2 separate regions of the Homo sapiens genome follow, and region 1 is linked to region 2. The links are chromatin loops, found by intact Hi-C in ENCODE. Cell type or tissue: dorsolateral prefrontal cortex. All regions are shown on one strand. Links, peaks and the distances in the headings refer to the core of each region. The heading gives the core; the rest is flanking DNA. Region 1 overlaps FAM222A (family with sequence similarity 222 member A). Region 2 has its middle 52 kb from the start of MVK.

What was found. Hi-C counts contacts between places; a loop is a spot of excess contacts. Peaks named below come from ENCODE experiments on the same cell type or tissue, not always from the same donor. Only the 100,000 strongest peaks of a DNase experiment are listed, where the experiment ranks them.
Region 1: it touches region 2 in a loop (11-fold over the local background); 7 of 110 quality-filtered maps call a loop at or near these places.

The regions. Positions count from the first base shown.
Region 1 is chr12:109,721,786-109,730,104 of GRCh38, reverse strand. The region is part of intron 1 of FAM222A (family with sequence similarity 222 member A); the gene reads right to left. Among named protein-coding and RNA genes, the nearest start is that of FAM222A, 12 kb to the right of the region's middle. RefSeq lists an enhancer at 3,038-3,748. In dorsolateral prefrontal cortex, for the core only: CTCF peaks have their summits at 2,658 and 2,864; DNase peaks (open chromatin) are centred at 2,486, 2,814, 4,164 and 6,464; H3K4me3 peaks cover 6,617 bases; H3K27ac peaks cover 8,000 bases.
Region 2 is chr12:109,621,380-109,629,698 of GRCh38, reverse strand. No RefSeq gene overlaps it. Among named protein-coding and RNA genes, the nearest start is that of MVK, 52 kb to the right of the region's middle. In dorsolateral prefrontal cortex, for the core only: CTCF peaks have their summits at 4,156 (motif pointing right) and 4,366; DNase peaks (open chromatin) are centred at 3,128, 4,348, 4,841, 5,174 and 2 weaker places; H3K4me3 peaks cover 334 bases; H3K27ac peaks cover 8,000 bases.

The DNA.
Region 1 (8,319 bases), core at 91-8,090, 100 kb before region 2:
GCCACAGGGGTTAGGAGGGACCTCGAAGGCAGACTGAGGCCTTGGCACACCACCCACAGGCAAGAAGGAGCCACAGAGAAGGCGCGGTGGTCATGGCAGGGACTTTGGAAGTGGCCTGTCTGGGTTCAAGCCCCAGCTGGCTCCCCTACGTGCTAGCTGTGCAGCCTCAGGCAGGTCAGCTAGCTGCCCCATCTGTAGAAAGGGGCTCATAATATATCTGCCTCACAGATTGGTGCAGTGGCATTTTGGCACACAATGAATTGTATGTGTTTATTAAATCGAAAAGAAGAAAAACTGAAAGCTGGTGGAGGGAGTCAGTGCCCAGTCAGGTTTGGGGACAAGCTGGCTGCTGGGCCTGTTCCCGTATTTTGGTCCAGGTGGGTGCCAGGCCCAGGGAGCGGGGGTGGCGGCGCCGTCTCCCAGCCTTGCTGGGGCATGCGCCAGCATGTGCATGCGTGCGCGCGTCTGTGTGTGTTGCTGCAGCGGCTTCTATGCAAACATGTTAATTTGTTTTCATTTTGTGTTTTTTTTCCCTTGCAGGATAATTGGGTGAGTTTGAAGTCTTGGCGAGGCTGCTGATTATAGCTATTTGGGTGGTGCCCTCGTGGGGCTCAGGCCCTGCCTCCTGCCTCTGGCGGTGAAGGCGCTGGCTGGGGGTGTCTTGAGGGGCTCAGGGAGATGCCACTGGGTTCCGGGGGCTCTTGCTGGCCGGGGATGGGGAAGGCAAGCCGTCCTGAGACCCCCCAGCATGCCCCTCACCCAGACAATACAGGGTCATTAAAGGGTGCAAATCAGCCCACACCTTTTTTTCTTTGCCCTGTTTGCTGCATTTAAAAACTTATGATGTGTTTGCCAATGTCCAAAAGAAAAACTAGAATTCTACCTAAAATTCTTATTGTCTGCTTTCTCTTGGGGGAAAAACCCAAACCTGGCAGTGCTGGAACCCCTGGGCTGATGTGTCCTGAGGGTGGCTGCAATGGCTTTGCTCCTCATGTTACCTGCATGGTCCCCGGGTACCTGAGTTTTCCACCCTGGAGAAGGAGTGGGACTTTGGAGTTGGAATGGCCAAGGTGTCCTGGGCAGCCATGTGACCTGTCAGTACCTGGCTGTCTGAGCCTCTTTTTTTTTTTTACCTGTAACCCCACTGCCTTGCCCTGGGAAGACTGAAAGGAGATGGCAGAGTTTTCAGGAGCATAGTAGGGGTTCGGTTAGTCTTAGAGATGGAACGGGAGCTCCCTGCTCTGTGGGCGTCCCGCACTTGATTCCATCCTTGGATGTGTAGCCCTGTCACTGACCTGTTTGTGTCTGTCTCTCCTGCTAGGTGGGAACCAGGTCTCTGAGGGCTGGACTGGATCTTTGGTTCCAACTTCACTGAACGCCTACCATGTGCCACACTGTGCACGAAGAGATGGGAGATTGGTGAAAAGGGCTTGGGTGGGGCTCTGGAGGTGAGCAGGTACCAGACTCTTAGCCCTGCAGATGGTGAGGGTACACCTGGCAGATGCCCCAGTCTGAGCAAAGGCACAGAGGAAGGTACGGCCTGGCAGGTGCAAGCCCATCCCAGGTGGCTGGAATATGCTGCAGGAGGCCAAGTGGCCTTTGAGGGCATCCTGCATGGCTCTGCTCTCCCACGGGGCTGGGTTCATAGAAAAGGGACTCCGTGTCTATAGTGGCCTTCTACAGACGAGGCAAAGTGGGGATTAGGAAGAGACTAAGGGCTGGGCCTCACCAGAAGCCACAATCCCCGTGTTATCTCTTTGGGACCCTGGGACCCTGGGACCCCTGACGAGTCACCTTAGCTCTCTGATCCTCACACTGCTTACATGTAAAGTGGGCTGTGGCAGGGACCCAGTGGGACAGTCCCTGGTGCATGATTATGCTCCTGGGAGAGACTTCAACACCCACGACCCACCCACTGCTGTAGCTCATATTCTTCCCCTCCCAGGAGGCAGCAGGAATGCTGGGAAACCCCAGCCTATGCTTGTGTGGCCCGAGTGTGCTTAGGTACCAAGCTCAGCACTTTACTCAGGTCCTGGCACTACATCTTCCCCCAGTGCCCCTGGGGCGGGTTCTCTTTCATTTCCATTTCTCAGTTAAGGAGATCGAGGCTCAGAGCGGGTTGAACAGGTATGGTGGCCCTCAACAGGGCCCTGGGCTTGTTTATGAATGCCCTGCAGCCACTAGCCCAGAGTCCCGCCACGATTGAGGGACAGAATGTCCCTCAGGGAACAGAGACACCTGAAGACTTCCTGCTGGTTTTCACCCAGGACTTTGGTGGTGGGGTACACCTGGAGGCCCAGTCCCCAGCACCTATCTCTGCTCTTCCCCTAGCCTACCCTGGGGAGTGAGCACCTTAAGCTGCAAACCTGGACCCCAGGGCATGACACAAAGGGCAACTCTACAGACAGAGAAAGCTTTAGAGTCGGCCACATCCCCACCCCATGACCACGTGCCAGCGTGGCAAGTTGCCTGTCCTCCGTGAACCTCAGTGTCTGCATCTGAAACATGAGACTACCGCCCCTTGCCTGAAGGGTGGCTGGAGTGTTGGGCTCAGGGCTGGCACACAGCAGGCCCACAGCAAACCAGGTTAATGGCTGCCTTGGCTCCTCTAGCAGCCAAGGACCCCCAGGAAACAAGAGCAAGACACAAAATAGTCAGAGAAGGAGGCAGAGCTGATGATGACAGGCTCCCTGGCCAGTCCCCTGGAGGTGTCGGCCAAACCTCTGTGGAGGGCTCAGGCCTCCACAGTCACACGGGATGGCAGCTGGCAGCACCCCCTCCCCCTCCGAGAGGCACACAAAAGGGCCTCTATTCCCGCTCTGAGCATTTGTCCCTGGCCGGCCAGGCTGCACCGCCCTCTCCCCACTCTGCTGGCCGCCCGGCCCGGCTCAAGCTCACACAAAGGCCAGTGTGTCCCAGCCTGGCCTCAGAAGACCCCGACCACAGAGAGCTGGAGAGCTCAAAAGGGCCCTGGGGAGGGGGTGTAAGGTGTGGCAGGGCCGCGTCCAGTCTCTACAGGGAGGGGGCTAGGAGGGCACAAGAGACTTGGGAACGAGGAACCTGGGCAGGAGCCGGCTTCAGCATCCCCACCTCCCAGCCCGGCCACCTTGGGTCAGCTTGGACCTCTGCTTCCTCATCTGTACAATGGGGACCATGACGATAGCACACCCAACTTTTTGGACTGTCAGAGGTCTGGTGAGACAACATGGGGCCTAGTGCACAACCACACCCAGCACCTCAGAGCCAGGTGCAAGGCAAGGGCGGATGGGGGTTGGCGGGAGTCCCCTGGGGCCTGGCCAGGCATGTTCTCAGCATCTCCCTCCTAAGTCCCACCCTGGAAGCCAGGCGGACCCAGGCCCCTAGGGAAGCGGGAACAGCACCTGCTTCTAGACCACTCCATTCTCACCCTCCACCCGGCAAGGTCCACATCCCGTTGGTGCTGACCATCAAGCCAGGCCTGAGCCCCCCTGCTGCTCCTGACCATCTCCAGGCAGTGGGCAGACAGCAGCCACTGTTTACCAAACACCTACTGCGTGCTGGGACCTGTAGACATCACATCTTCTTTCAGCCCCATGGCTGCCCGGGGTGGGTGCGGGAGGATGGTACAATGGTTACAGGCTCTGCAGCCAGTGATCTGGGGCCAAATCCTGGCTCCACCACTTCCTGCTGTGGGACTGTGGCCCTCACACTCTGCTAAGAGGGGCAGCTCACCCTCACAGGGTCTGTGCAGCAACCAAATGGGAAAACAAAACCAAACCATGATGTCCCCAGGCCCCAGCAGGCTTGAAATCCTGACCGCTGGGCTGTTACCCTCAACTCACAGATGAGGAAAACTGAGGCCCCATGCTTGGCATGCAGGAGGTGGACCATAAACCTGATGAGCTATTCTAGGAGAGGGAACAGGGATTTGAAACCAAGTCTGGTGGACTCTGAATCCCTTTTCTACTTGAAGGTTTTGCCAACTTTTTTTTTTTTTTTTTTTTTTAGCAATTTTTTCTTGTTTCCCAGCTTAGCTTGTGGGTCACACAGCCTACAGAGAACGGGGCAGGAGGCCCAGGCCAGCAGCCTGACCCATCTCCCTGGCTGACCCCCAGCAACCCTCGCCCTGCTACACAAAGTCCCCCTTTCTCTCTCCCACCAGCTCAGGGCGGCCAAATGAACAGCAGAATACCAAGTAATTAAGCCGGCGCGCACCATCCGGGCGCCCGGGAACACTGTGGAGTTTCCCTTTTATGTTTATAGCAATTGTATGAAAATGTGCAACATGGAGCAGCACCAGCTGACAAATGAGACGAAACAGACAGGATTCCGGGCCGGCTTTTTTCCGGGCCTGATTGGCATTAATTGTGAGCGTTTACAAAGCACAACTTGGCGCCTGACATTTGCTTCAAGCAAACGTTTCCTTCTAATAGTTTTAATGATTACAATGGGAGCTGGTAATCACTACAGGCCGGGAATGGGCTGCCTGGTGCCTGGCCTGGTCTCACCTGGGTCCCAGGAAATGGGGATGTTTCCTGCGTCCCACTTTCCCCTGCTACCTGCTGCAAGAGGGCTGTGCAAGGTGCCTAGCCTTGGACACTGGAACCCCCGCTCGGGGCCCGGCTGCTGGCACACACAGTTGGTAAGGCGCATAGGGAACCCACAGGGTGCAGACCTAGGGGAGGGAGGGGGAGGGAGAGGGAGAAGAGAGAAGAGCAAGCAGGACTTGGCTGGCCTGGCTCTGAGGCTGGAGTACCTCGGTGACCTCGGGTGAGTACCTTTGCCTCTCTGAGCCTCAGTTTACTCATCTGTGAGAAGGACCATAGCACTCACTGCGCAAGGTCTGGTGAGGATTCAGGGAGGGCCTAGCACAGCACACAGTATATCTGTAAAATGGGGGTAGGAAGTGCCCCACAAATGCTGGCTGCTATTTTCTTGCTGTGTAACCTTGGCCAAGCTCCTTCCCAGCTCTGGGCTGGACTCTCCTCACCTGAGGGGCAGGGACTTGGCCAGCTGGAGTTGCTCAGCCCAGGGTTCCAGTCCCAGCTCTGGCCTCTTTTCAGCTATATGGCCTTGGGAGAGTCCCTCAATCTCTCTGAGCCTCAGTTTCCCCCACCTGTAGAATGGAGTTCATCATTCCCATAGATTGCACGGTGGTTTCCGGATGCCAACAAGAAAGGGACTAAAAATCCTGAATTCCTGGCAAGCCAAGTGCCTGTGTCCCATTTCCTCTCCGGAAAGCCCTCCAAATACCTCCCTCATGCATTCCTTCACTCACTCGTTCATTCATTCATTCAACATTGGGTGTTCCAATTAGAAACTTGGGAAGACATTAGTGTACAAAGCAAAGGACCCTCACCCCCACCTCACAAGGGAAGAGAGATGACAAGCAGAGAAGCACTTTACGTCCAGCACTCCCATTTTACAGAGGAAGAAACTGAGGCACAGAGAGGGAGGACCGACAGTTTGAAGTGACCCAGCTAGGATGGGGTGGCATGAGAATCGAACCCTGGCAGGTTGCTTCAGGTGAGTCCTCTCAGAAGCTCACGCAGGCCCCGGGGGAAGCCTCATCTGAGGGCCCGAGGAGGGTGGGCTGCTGGCGCCCAATGTCCTTTACATCTTGGGTGGCATTCATCGGCAGAGCCAGGCTGGGCACCAGGGCAAGAGGCACCACTGGGAAGAAGGGAGTCTGTGAGGCCTGGTCAGCCCCAGCCTCCTGGAGTTGCATTTCTTGGGTAGGAAGGGGACAGAAGGCGCCTCGTCCTTGGGGCCCCGTGACACGGCTCTTTCACATGTTTCCATGAACACTGTGCAATGCCCACTCCACACCAAGCCCTGTCTCACAGGCCATGCATAGTGTCAGCCAGGTAGCTGGAAAAGGCCAGGACCTGGTACTTGAACCATGGCATGGCACGTGCCAAGGCCCAGAGCTGTGAGAGATCTCAGTGGGTTCAGGAGCTGCCAGCAGTTTGCTGAGGCTGTCACAGCCTCTCTGCAGTCAGATCTCAACTTCTGGGTGGGTCCCCTGGAATTCTCTCATCTCTGCCCTATCTGGCCTTGCCAGGACCACCCTGCAGGAAGCCCCCGGGGATGGGTCCCAGCTCTGTGCTTGCTTCCAGCTAGAAAAACCTTGGCAATTGTTTCTTTTGTAGTTTGTGGGGTGGGGAGAAAAAAAAAGGGGATTTTTTTTTCTCTTTTGCATATGGTGGCACAGATGGGCCCATGATCCGTAAAAACTGTTTGCAATTAAACTCCCACTTTGCATGGCTGGATTTGTCAGTTGTCTGAACCGGGAGTGGGGAGCTCCACACTGACAGGAAGATGGGACGTGGGACAGGGCGGGACAAGATTCAGGAGGAGGGGCGGAGGCCCAGGAACCTGCTCTGGGCTTGGGGCCCAGGCCGATGCGATGCGGCATCACAGCAGCCCTGCCAGCTCCCTCTCCGGGCATCCCCCAGCCTTCGCCAGGAGTGGGAGCACAGCCAGGCAGCTGGGGTGGGGCTTGGCAGGGCTTCCCTGCCCAGTAGGGACTTGGCCAGTGCTGGGTGCCCTGACTGCGGGTCTAATGATGGAGAGAAAGGAGCTAATCACCAGTCTGGCCCTGCCAGGGACTGGGCCCGGGACCCAGGACAGGAGAAGGGTGGCTGGGTGGGGCGAACCATAATGGGGGTTGGGTGGGCAAAGTGCAATGGCAGGTTCAAGACTGAGGTGCCAGAACCTCCGGCCTAGTTGGCAGAAAGAATCTACAGTGGTGCCAAGAAGGGCTGCCAAGGGCCAAAACTGGCTCCTTCCTCATCCCCAGGGAAACTGGCCTGGCCTCCTTATGTCCCTTTGAACGCAGGTAGGGAAATCAAGGCAAATACTAAGAATATCTCAAGGGCCTGCGCTTCTGCTGCCCACATTTGGGAACCTTTTCAGAGGGCTTCCAGAATAGAGGCTAGTGGCCTGCACCCCTCCCATCCACCCCGGGCTCAAAATGCCAGCTTGCCACCCCTGCTGCTACCCTGGGATGCTTGCATGTTTGGGTTAACAAATGCATCATTTGGCTTTGGGAAATCCTGAGATCGCTAATAATTGTTCCCTGATGAAAAGAAATAAGGCCCTGATACCCCCTCCCCCCCCCACCCGCTCCCTCCAAGCTGGGAAAGAAAAGTCATAAAAATAGCTTGTTATCTCACCTATTGAGGCTCCGACTGGATGTTACTGCTAATTGGGTATAACATCCTTGTCTTGTTCTCTCAGAAGCTAAATCAAGAAAGCGCCACTGCTGTGAACTAATTATATCTCCGGCCTGCAGCCTGCAGCTTGTCTCTCCCTTTATTGAGTTAAAAAATGGTCACGAACCTTCATCTTTCATCCCCCCAAGCGCTGGGCCCACACTGCCCGCCAGGTGTGGCTCGAAAGGTGCAGACAGCCCAGCAGGAAGGTCTAGGAGGGGTCCTGGGGACAGGCAGCAGGGTAGGGGAGTGGTGAAGGGGAAGCCCTGTCCCAGGTACCTGCCTGGCCCCTTCTCCTGCCCGTCACTGCCAGGCCTGGTGTTCAACTTTGCCTGGAGAGGAGGACTCTGGTCTCTCCCCTCCTTGCAGCTGGGCCCCTGGGGAGGTCAGGAGCATTTTAGTCCGGGGAGTCTTCATTCATTTATTCATTCAATCAATACTTCTTGGATGTCTACCTACTGTGCACTAGGCACTGTTCTAGGCCAAAGCTTCTAGTAGACTGAAGGTAGCCCCCCAAGCAACCTCACCCAGGATTCACAGAGCTGTTGAATAAGTACTCTTAGACGGGACCTCACTGTTACTCTGCTGAAAGAGCTGCCAGAGCTCCCTACTATGGGAAAGCAAAGTCCAAACATCCAGGCCAGCCCTGGCTCCTTCCACAGTCCTCTCTCTCCACATTCTAGCCACATCTGGTTACACACTGCTCCCTTAGTAAACACTCTCACCTGCCTGCCTCTGAGCTGCCTCTCATGCTGTTCCCTCCACCCGGACGTTCACCCTTCCTGGCTCTGCCCGTCAGAAGCCCACCAGCCTTTAAAGCCTCCAAAAAAATGACATCTTTTCTGGGAGGGCTCCCCTGTCTGCCTGCCACCTACAGCCCTGTCCCAGGCTGTGAACTTTCAGACTTGGGTCTGAATGCCAGCTCGGCCACCCAACAAGTGCGTGACCCTACTCTGCTTAGCTGAGCCAAGCCTCAGTTCCCTCATCTCTAAAATGGGTTAAGAATTCTCCCTGGAGGTGCAGGGAGGCTTGCTGCAGGTGTTCTGCAGAATGATGAACGAGAGAGTGCCCAGGAAGGACCTAGCTCTCAGGAAGAACTAAATACATGCTGTTATCATCATCC
Region 2 (8,319 bases), core at 142-8,141:
AACCCTCATTGAATGTCCCCTTGCTGAGGGCTTATGACTTTCCAGACCCTGTGCCGGTGCTGGGGACATGGTGGGGAGCAAGAAACACTCCCCATCTCCAGGAAGCCAATAGATGGGGGTGGTGGCAAGATGGAAACGACAGCCGCTTGTGACATTGCCACTGTCAAGGCAAGCATGTAGGGAGGGGCCCCTAACCCAGCCCAAGGCCTGGACATTCTCCCAAGAAACAGATGTGCAGGCAGAGACTCGAAGGAACTAAGGAGAAGTAAAGTGACTCTGGGCAGAAAACTATTCCAGTATTCCACGCAGGTATGAAGGCCTGGAGGCTCATGAGAGTGTGGCAAATTCAGAGGAAGGAAAGGGGGAAGGTGGGAGGCAGAAGTGGGAGGATGGCTTGAGGCCAAGAGTTTGAGAACAGCCTGGGCTACATAGCAAGACCCCCTGTATCTATGAATGAAGTTTTAAAAAAGTTAGCGAGGTGTGATGGTGGGCACCTGTAGTCTCAGCTACTTGGGAGGCTGAGGTGGGAGGATCACTTGAACCTAGGAGATAGAGGCTGCAGTAAGTTGTGTTTGTGCCACTGCACTCCAGCCTGGGAGACAGGGCAAGACCTTGGAGAGAGAGAGAGAGAAAGAAAAAGAGAGAGAGACAAAGAAAGAAACGGAAGGAAGGAAGGAAGGAAGAAAGGAAGGAAGGAAAGAAAGAAAAAGAAAGAAAGAAAGAAAGAAAGAAAGAAAGAAAGAAAGAAAGAAAGAAAGAAAGAAAGAAAGAAAAAGGAAGGGAGAAAAAAGAAAGAAAAAGAAAGAAAAGAAAGAAAGGGAAGGAAGGAACGAAAGAAGGAAAGAAAAAAGAAAGAGAAAGAAAGAAGAGAAAGAAAAGAGGGTAGAGAGAGAAACAGAGAGAAAAGAAAGAAAAAGGGGAAAGAGAAAGAAAGAAAGAAAAAGAAAGAGAGAGAGAGGAAGAGAGAGAGGGAGGGAGGGAAGGGAGTGACTCAGGAAGCCCCCCAGGCTCTGTGAGGTGGGGGCTGAAAGGGGGCGACATGGAACAGCCCATGGCCAGCACAGCCAACACTGCAGACATGACCTTCCCCGAGGAAGAGCCAGCTCCGGGCACTTCCCCTGCCCTGTAGGCTCTTCTCTGGGCTGGGGCTCTGGAGATTCTGCAGGGGTCTCCAGGCCCACCTAGCTAGGGTCCCCTGACCCTACCCCCATCACCTCCCTGGCCCCCTCCCAGCCACTCTCCCTTGCTCTGTAGGTGCTAAACAAAGCAGAAGGAAAAGCAAGACTAAATTTTAATGAGACATCTCTGGGATGCTTAAGCTGCATTTAAAAGCCCCTAAGCTTCCTGAGACAGAGGTGGGGGGACCTGCATTAGGAAGGGTAAATATTTACAACTCCACCTGAAAAGCTGAGCCCATTTTTCATGCAGGATTTTAATAATATAGATCTCTGCGAGAGAGAGACATAAATATAGGGAAATGAAATCACGGGAGGTGGCAGTGCCAGGGTCCTGAATTATGGATATGAACCTGTCCCAAACTTCTTATTTTTAATTAAAAAGCCCTTTTCAGCAATTCCATTAAGAGGCGGCTGTGGTTCGAGAGTCTCTTGCTTGGTCTCTTTAAATTATGAAATGTCCCATCGACCCCTTCAAGGTTCAGGGGCTGGAGGACAGAAGTTAGGGGGATGTTAGGATTCCAGAGGCCATGACTCAGGTCTTGACTCTGGGCCCTGAGCCCTTCACGGCCATTGCGCTGCAGCCAGACTGTGAACCTGCTGTGCACTGGAGACACCCATCTCTATCACCTCTCGCTGCCCATGACACCAGGGTGAGGTCAGGATGATACACCGAGTTTACAGAGTAGAAGCAGCTGAGGCTCAGAGAGGGAAAGGGATTGGCCCAAAGTCACACAGCCAGGAAGAGGTGGAGCTGGAACTTGGTGCTGGGACCACGTGATGCCAAGTCTCGTGCCTTTGCCACCTCTCCCCAGCACAGAGAGGGACTGGAGTCCTTGTCCTGTCCCCTGGAAGGGCCTTGGTGAGGGACAGACAAACCCCAGCGCCTGATCAGCACAGACCTGGGATCCAAGGAGAGGGGCCCTGTTGGCAGCACATCACACATTCACTCAACAAGTGTTCTCTGGGCCAGGCGCAGTGGCTCACACCTGTAATCCCAGCACTTTGGGAGGCTGAGGCGGGTGGATCACTTGAGGTCAGGAGTTCGAGACCAGCCTGGCTAACATGGTGAAACCCCGTCCCTACTAAAAATATAAAAATTAGCCAGAAGTGGTGGTGCATACCTGTGGTCCCAGCTATTTGGGAGGCTGAGACAGGAGAGTCGTTTGAACCTGGGAGGCGGAAGTTGCAGTGAGCCGAGATCGTGCCCCTGCACTCCAGCCTGGGTGACAGAGTGTTCAAAAAAAAAAAAAAAGAAAAAGAAAGGTTATCTGAGCACCTGCTCTGTGTGAGGATCCAGGCCAGGAGCTAGGGAATTGGAGTACCCTCCTCTCTGCCTGTCTGCCTCCTCCTGGAAGCCTTCCCTGATCACCGCAGCCATTATTCCATCTGTCATTCATCCTTCCAGTTGCTACCCAGGCCCTCACCTCATACCCATCCTTCCACTCATCTATTCTGTCCATCCATCCATCCATCCTGAAAAGGAACTAACTCATCTCAAGCCATTACTATCAAGCCATTACTGTGTGTCACTCAATGTGCCTCTCTCATTGAATTTTCATGGCACTTCTGCCAACTAAGGTCTATCGGTTCCATTTTACAGATGAAGAAACTGAGGCTCTGAGATGTGTAAATTGATTCTCCAAAGGCAACGGACTGGAGAGCTAGTTGCACACTTCTAGGCATGGTGACAGGCTGTTGTTGGTGAGGTGTTTGGGTCAGAGAAGAGAGATCTTCCAAACCATACCAGGCGGGTGGGCTGCCTGTTCCCGCTTTCCTGCCTCCACCATGTGGGGGCTTACCCAGCCCCTCCCACCTGGCTCCTAGGCGAGGCTGCCATGACCGTCTCCTGCCCCCAGAGTGGTGCAGGGAGAGGCAGGCCCCCAAACACAGGGGGCTATTGTGCCCCTCCCAGGAACACAGGCACCCCATTGTCTGGAGGAAGCTGCAGGTGGGTTCCAAGCTGCTCCGGAGCCCAGTGCCTGTCATCTGGCTTTGATTGTCACCATTGTGTGGCCACAGGGATCCTTTGTCCCCAACAGGCTCTCTCCTCCTGCCCAACCCTCCCCTCACCATAATCATTGTGCTTTGCACTCAGGATGGTAGAGGGATTAGGGAGGGGTGGGGGAGCACTGGCTGGGGAGTCCAGAAACCCCCAAACATCACATTCCCTCTCCAAGCCTCAGTTCCCCCGTCTGTAAAAGGGGAAGATAATTTCTGCCATGCCTCCTCCATATTGGAGACCACAGTGGGCAGCTTAGAGGTTATTCCGAGTATGGGTTTGGTCCTAGCTCTGTCATCTGTGGGGCCTCCACGCAAGCCATTTGCCTTCTCTGAACCTATTTCCGCATCTGCAAAGTGGAAATCAAAGAGGGCTTGGCTCGGAGGAGACAAGGCATGTACAGCACTTGACTCAGAGGCTGTTCTAAGAGAAGCAGCGGCCTCTGAGCACCAAGGAGTCTGTGCCAGTGCAGGGCATTCTGCTTTTTCTACTGCACTTCCCAACCATCAAAGCCCTTCCTTAGGCCATCTCAGGTCTTAGCCCAGAGAAGTTCAGCAAGCTATCTAAGGGTCACACAGCAAAGGAGTCATCAGCCAGGTTCACCGACTCCTGTCCTAGGCTGTTTTTCCTCCAGAACACGAGGCTTCAGCGGAGCTTTAGGCATCTGGTGGGCGGGGGCTGGATGGGGCTCTGCATCCAAGGGTGGTCTCGTGAGGGGTGCTCCTGGTGTACTTGGCAAGGGCAGGGACTTGACTGCACCCCAGTGTCCGAACAGTTTCGGCCCATTGTAGGGGCTCAATAGGTGGACAGGTGCTGTGCCCTGGGAGCCCCGGAGAGGCTCCCAGATTTGGAAATGGCTGGGTGGGGTCCAGTCCAGGATGAAAGGCCCTGCCACTGCTGCCCCTGAGGACAGAGAGGGCTTAGGGTGACAGATGCACCCGTGTGGGGAGGCAGGAGGGTGGACAAGACCACGGGTGTCAGATCCGTCCAGCAGTGGGCACCCTGGTCTGTGGTCACTGAGGGCTAAGGTCTCTGTGGTGATTTCTGCTGCCGCAAGTCCTCTTCTCAGGATCTGGGTGGATGAGGGGAGTGGCCTGGATGACTCAGAGACTCAAGGATGAGTCCAGCAGTCACCAGCAGCCAGTGTCCAGCAGGGTGTCTCAAGCCTTGGCACACAGTTACAGTCACAAGGGGAGAGTGCCACAGGGATCCAGCAAGGCCATCTGGCTGGTGTCACGGAGACACACACAGGCCACCCGGATGATGTCACAGAGACAGATAGTGTCACATTGACTGTCCAGGCTCCTAGGGGAAGTGTCACACACAGTCTGATTTACAGTGTCCTGGGACAGTGTCTCCATTCACTCACAGGGTCACCTGGACCGTGCCTTGCAGACACATCCACAGTGTTACAGAGATACACACGGAGTCCCAAACAGATAGAGAAGAGAGTGTCTGCAGGACAGCAGCAGCAGACAGTGGCACAGACACAGGTAAGCAATGCCCATCCACCCGCCAGGGTCAACTGGACAGTGTCCCACTGCCACAGATAAACTGCATCACAGACAACAGAGGCACCCAGCAGTGTCCGCAGACATGGACAGACACATTGTGTCTGGTACAGTGTCACCCCAGTAGACAGTGTCCCACGGCATCTGCTGGCATGATGCCCCTGACATAGTGTGACACCATGTGGGACCCTATCACATGTGCATGTGTGGCCAGGACCACACACACGCACACACACACACACATACACATGCACACATGCACAGACACACACATACCTGCACACGCACATACACACACATACACACGTGCGCACACACACTCCCTCCCACCACAGGTCCAGGGCAGAGGGCCGGGACCTCCCCTGGGGACGCAGACCTGAAGTTGGGCCCTGGCCCCTCCCTCCCCCATGTGTACCCTCCCTTCTCTGAGTCACAGCTCCTCCCTGAGAGAATGGCCACCTGCCAGGTAACGGGGCTTCAGTGAGACATGAAAGTCTGACATTTGCAGTGGGATTCTGGCGATGGAAGGCCCAGCCTCAGGGTGAGGCACAGCGGGTCTCTGCTTCTCCATAGCAGGCCTTGGACGGGCAGTGCCGGCGAGGTCACCATGGCATGGAAGCCCCTCAGGGACTTCAGAGGCTGGCCTTGGATAGGGAGCGGTGTGGAATGGAGGGGCCCAAGATCACCCCCTCGGCCTCCCCAACACCCCCCTGGCCATGAGCAAGGATAGCTTGGAGATGGCATCACCTTGGACCTGGACTACCTGCTTGCTACTTAGAGGACTCAGCTGAGCCCCCTCCCACAGGGGACGTGCCCACCGGGGGCCTGCCCCTCTCCTGACCGAATCCAGAAGCTGAGATCCTGGAATCCCCTTCTCCAACAGCCCTCAGCCCCCTTCTGTGGCCTGGAGGGGCCCTTCCCTAAGCCCATCCAAGGTCCATGCTCCCAGGACAAATCTGCCACCAGTAAGAGTAGGCCTCTTGGCCAAGGGGCAGCCGTTTCAGGGGGTGGGTGTGTCTGGAGCTGGGCCTGGTGGGCTGGCATCTACATATATGTAAGCAAGGTCTTTCCAGTCCTGGCTGCAGCCCATGTTGGGAAGACAGGGCTGGGTGGCCTGGGGCCAGGGCCTCCATGCATACCAACTCTAGACCCTGCAAGTGTCAGGGGTAGGTCTGGTGGGGAGCTGGGCCCCAGGACTGGACTGGGCAACCCTCATCAAGAAACCTGTTTGGGCTGGGTGCGGTGGCTCACACTTGTAATCAAAGCACTTTGGGAGGCCAAGGTAGGTGGATCACTTGAGGTCAGGAGTTTGAGACCATCCTGGCCAACATGGTGAAACCCCATCTCTACTAAATATACAAAATTAACTGGGCGTAAGTGGTGGGTACCTGTAATCCCAGCTACTCGGGAGGCTGAGGCAGAAGAATCACTTGAACCTGGGAGGCGGAGGTTGTGGTGAGCTGAGACGGTGCCACTGCACTCCAGCCTAGGCAACAGAATGAGACTTTGTCTCAGGAAAAAAAAAAAAAAAAAAAAGAAGCCTGTTTGTTGGCCAGGCATGGTGGCTCACACCTGGGAGGACTTTGGGAGGCTGATGTAAGCAGATTGTTTGAGTCCAGGAGTAGTTCCAGACCAGCCTGGGCAACATGGGGAAATCCAGTCTCTACAAAAAATATAAAAATTAGCTGGGCATGGTGGTGGGCGCCTGTAGTCCCAGCTACTCGGGAGGCTGAGGCAGGAGAATGGCTTGAACTCAGGAGGCGGAGGTTGCAGTGAGCCAAGATGGCACCACTGCACTCCAACCTGGGCAACAGAGTGAGACTTCATCTCAAAAAGAAAAAAAAAATTAGCTGGGGATGATGGTGTGCACCTGTGGTCCCAGCTACTTGGGAGGCTGAGGTGGGAGGACCACCTGAGCCTAGGAGGTTGAGGCTGCAGTGAGCCATGACTGCCTCAATGCACTCCAGCCTAGGTGATAGAGTAAGACCCTGTCAAAAAAAAAAAAAGGAAAAGAAAGAAAGAAAAAAAGAAGAAAAAAGGAAAAAGAAAAAAAAAGAAAAGAAGCCTGCTTCTCAGGAGCAAACTCCTTCACCTGACAAGAAAAATTCCAGGCCTCCCTCCTCTGTCCAGGCTTAAATGACTTCAGGCTCAAAGCACCCCAGCCCTGCCATAGGACCCCCTACCTGACCCAGGGATTCCAAACCAGAGTCTACTGGTCAACCCAAATATAGGTGCACAGGGAATATGAATCTAGAGTTCCTCTAGCAGCTGTGGGGCCATTGTTGGACAGGGCAGACAATCTAGCCCAGGCCAGGGCTCAAGCTTGTACAATCAGGACCACTAGGAATAATATGAGACTCAGAAACCCCATCAGGCCTGGGTTCAAATCCTGACTCTGCATGGCACCAGCTATGTGACCTTGGGAAAGCTATTGAGCCTCCCTGAGCCTTAACTTCCCTTCTTTTGGAAACTGGAGAGCAAATATGCCTCCTAGGATGTCGCTAGAATCAAATATAATCATGGCTTTGAATTCTCCCTGTACCTAAAGGCTATACAGAGGTCCTTAGCAAAGTGTTTGTTGAATGAATGATTTTAAAGGACAATCTGAAAAGAGGTGGGGGAGGGGGGCATCAAAGGAAGCTATAGATCTCAGCCCAACCCCCGGCTCCCAAATCCCTCCCACTATACAGCCTGGGTCTCGGTGAAGCAGCAGCTGCAGTCCCTTCCTGGGGCGGGGACCCCCTTCCTCTGCTCTGAGCCCCTCCCCGAGCTGCAGGAGGCACAGATACATGTTCGGAGGGGGCATTATCTGTGCTCAGTTGACTGTAAACGTTTAAGCGGAATTGACTGTGTACTCAGCCACTTGCAAACACAACTAATCTTCATTGGGGCGACGGGAAGTGAAATATGTTATTGTCGGTGGCAGTAAATTACCCGTGCCAGACCTGGCGTGTGAGGCATTACGGGCCATGGCCGGCGCACTCCTTCACCCGGCCGCCACCCGTCCGCAATTCATTACTGCAAACGACCCTGGTCATCTCCTTGCCAGGCCTGGGGACGTGAGGCTGGCCACCAGCCTCCCAGGGCCTGGACCCCGCCCACCTTGGGCAGCAGGTGGGGAAGAGGGCCAAGGGGCCAGAGCCTGGCACTGATGCCTGGGCAGGAGATGTGAGAAGACCTTTGCTCATCAGCTTCTAGGTCGGCGACCAGATGGGGAGACTGAGGCACAGCAGAGAAAGGGATTTGATCCAAGGCACAGCTCTGCCACTTTCTAAGCCCCAGTTTCAGCACCCATAAAATGGGAATTCATTTATTGTTTAACATTTTTGCAAATCTCTGTAATGACTGGCTTAATAGAACACAGCTGGATTCTCATATGTGCTTTTGCATTCAGCTTGTTGCAACATGTTTTGGTTTAAGTGTGGGAAGAATATCTGGCTTCACACAGATATTTGGCTCAAAAAGGAAAGAGTATTTTAATAGCCTTCTCAGATAATTATGGATATCCTTCTTGGATACTAAACCAGATCTTCACAAGTGGTAGTTTCTCAATGGTTTGTTACAATATGGTATCTGAAACCACATCAATGAGCTCTTCCTACTCTGTTAAAACCCGCTGGTCTGCTTTGCA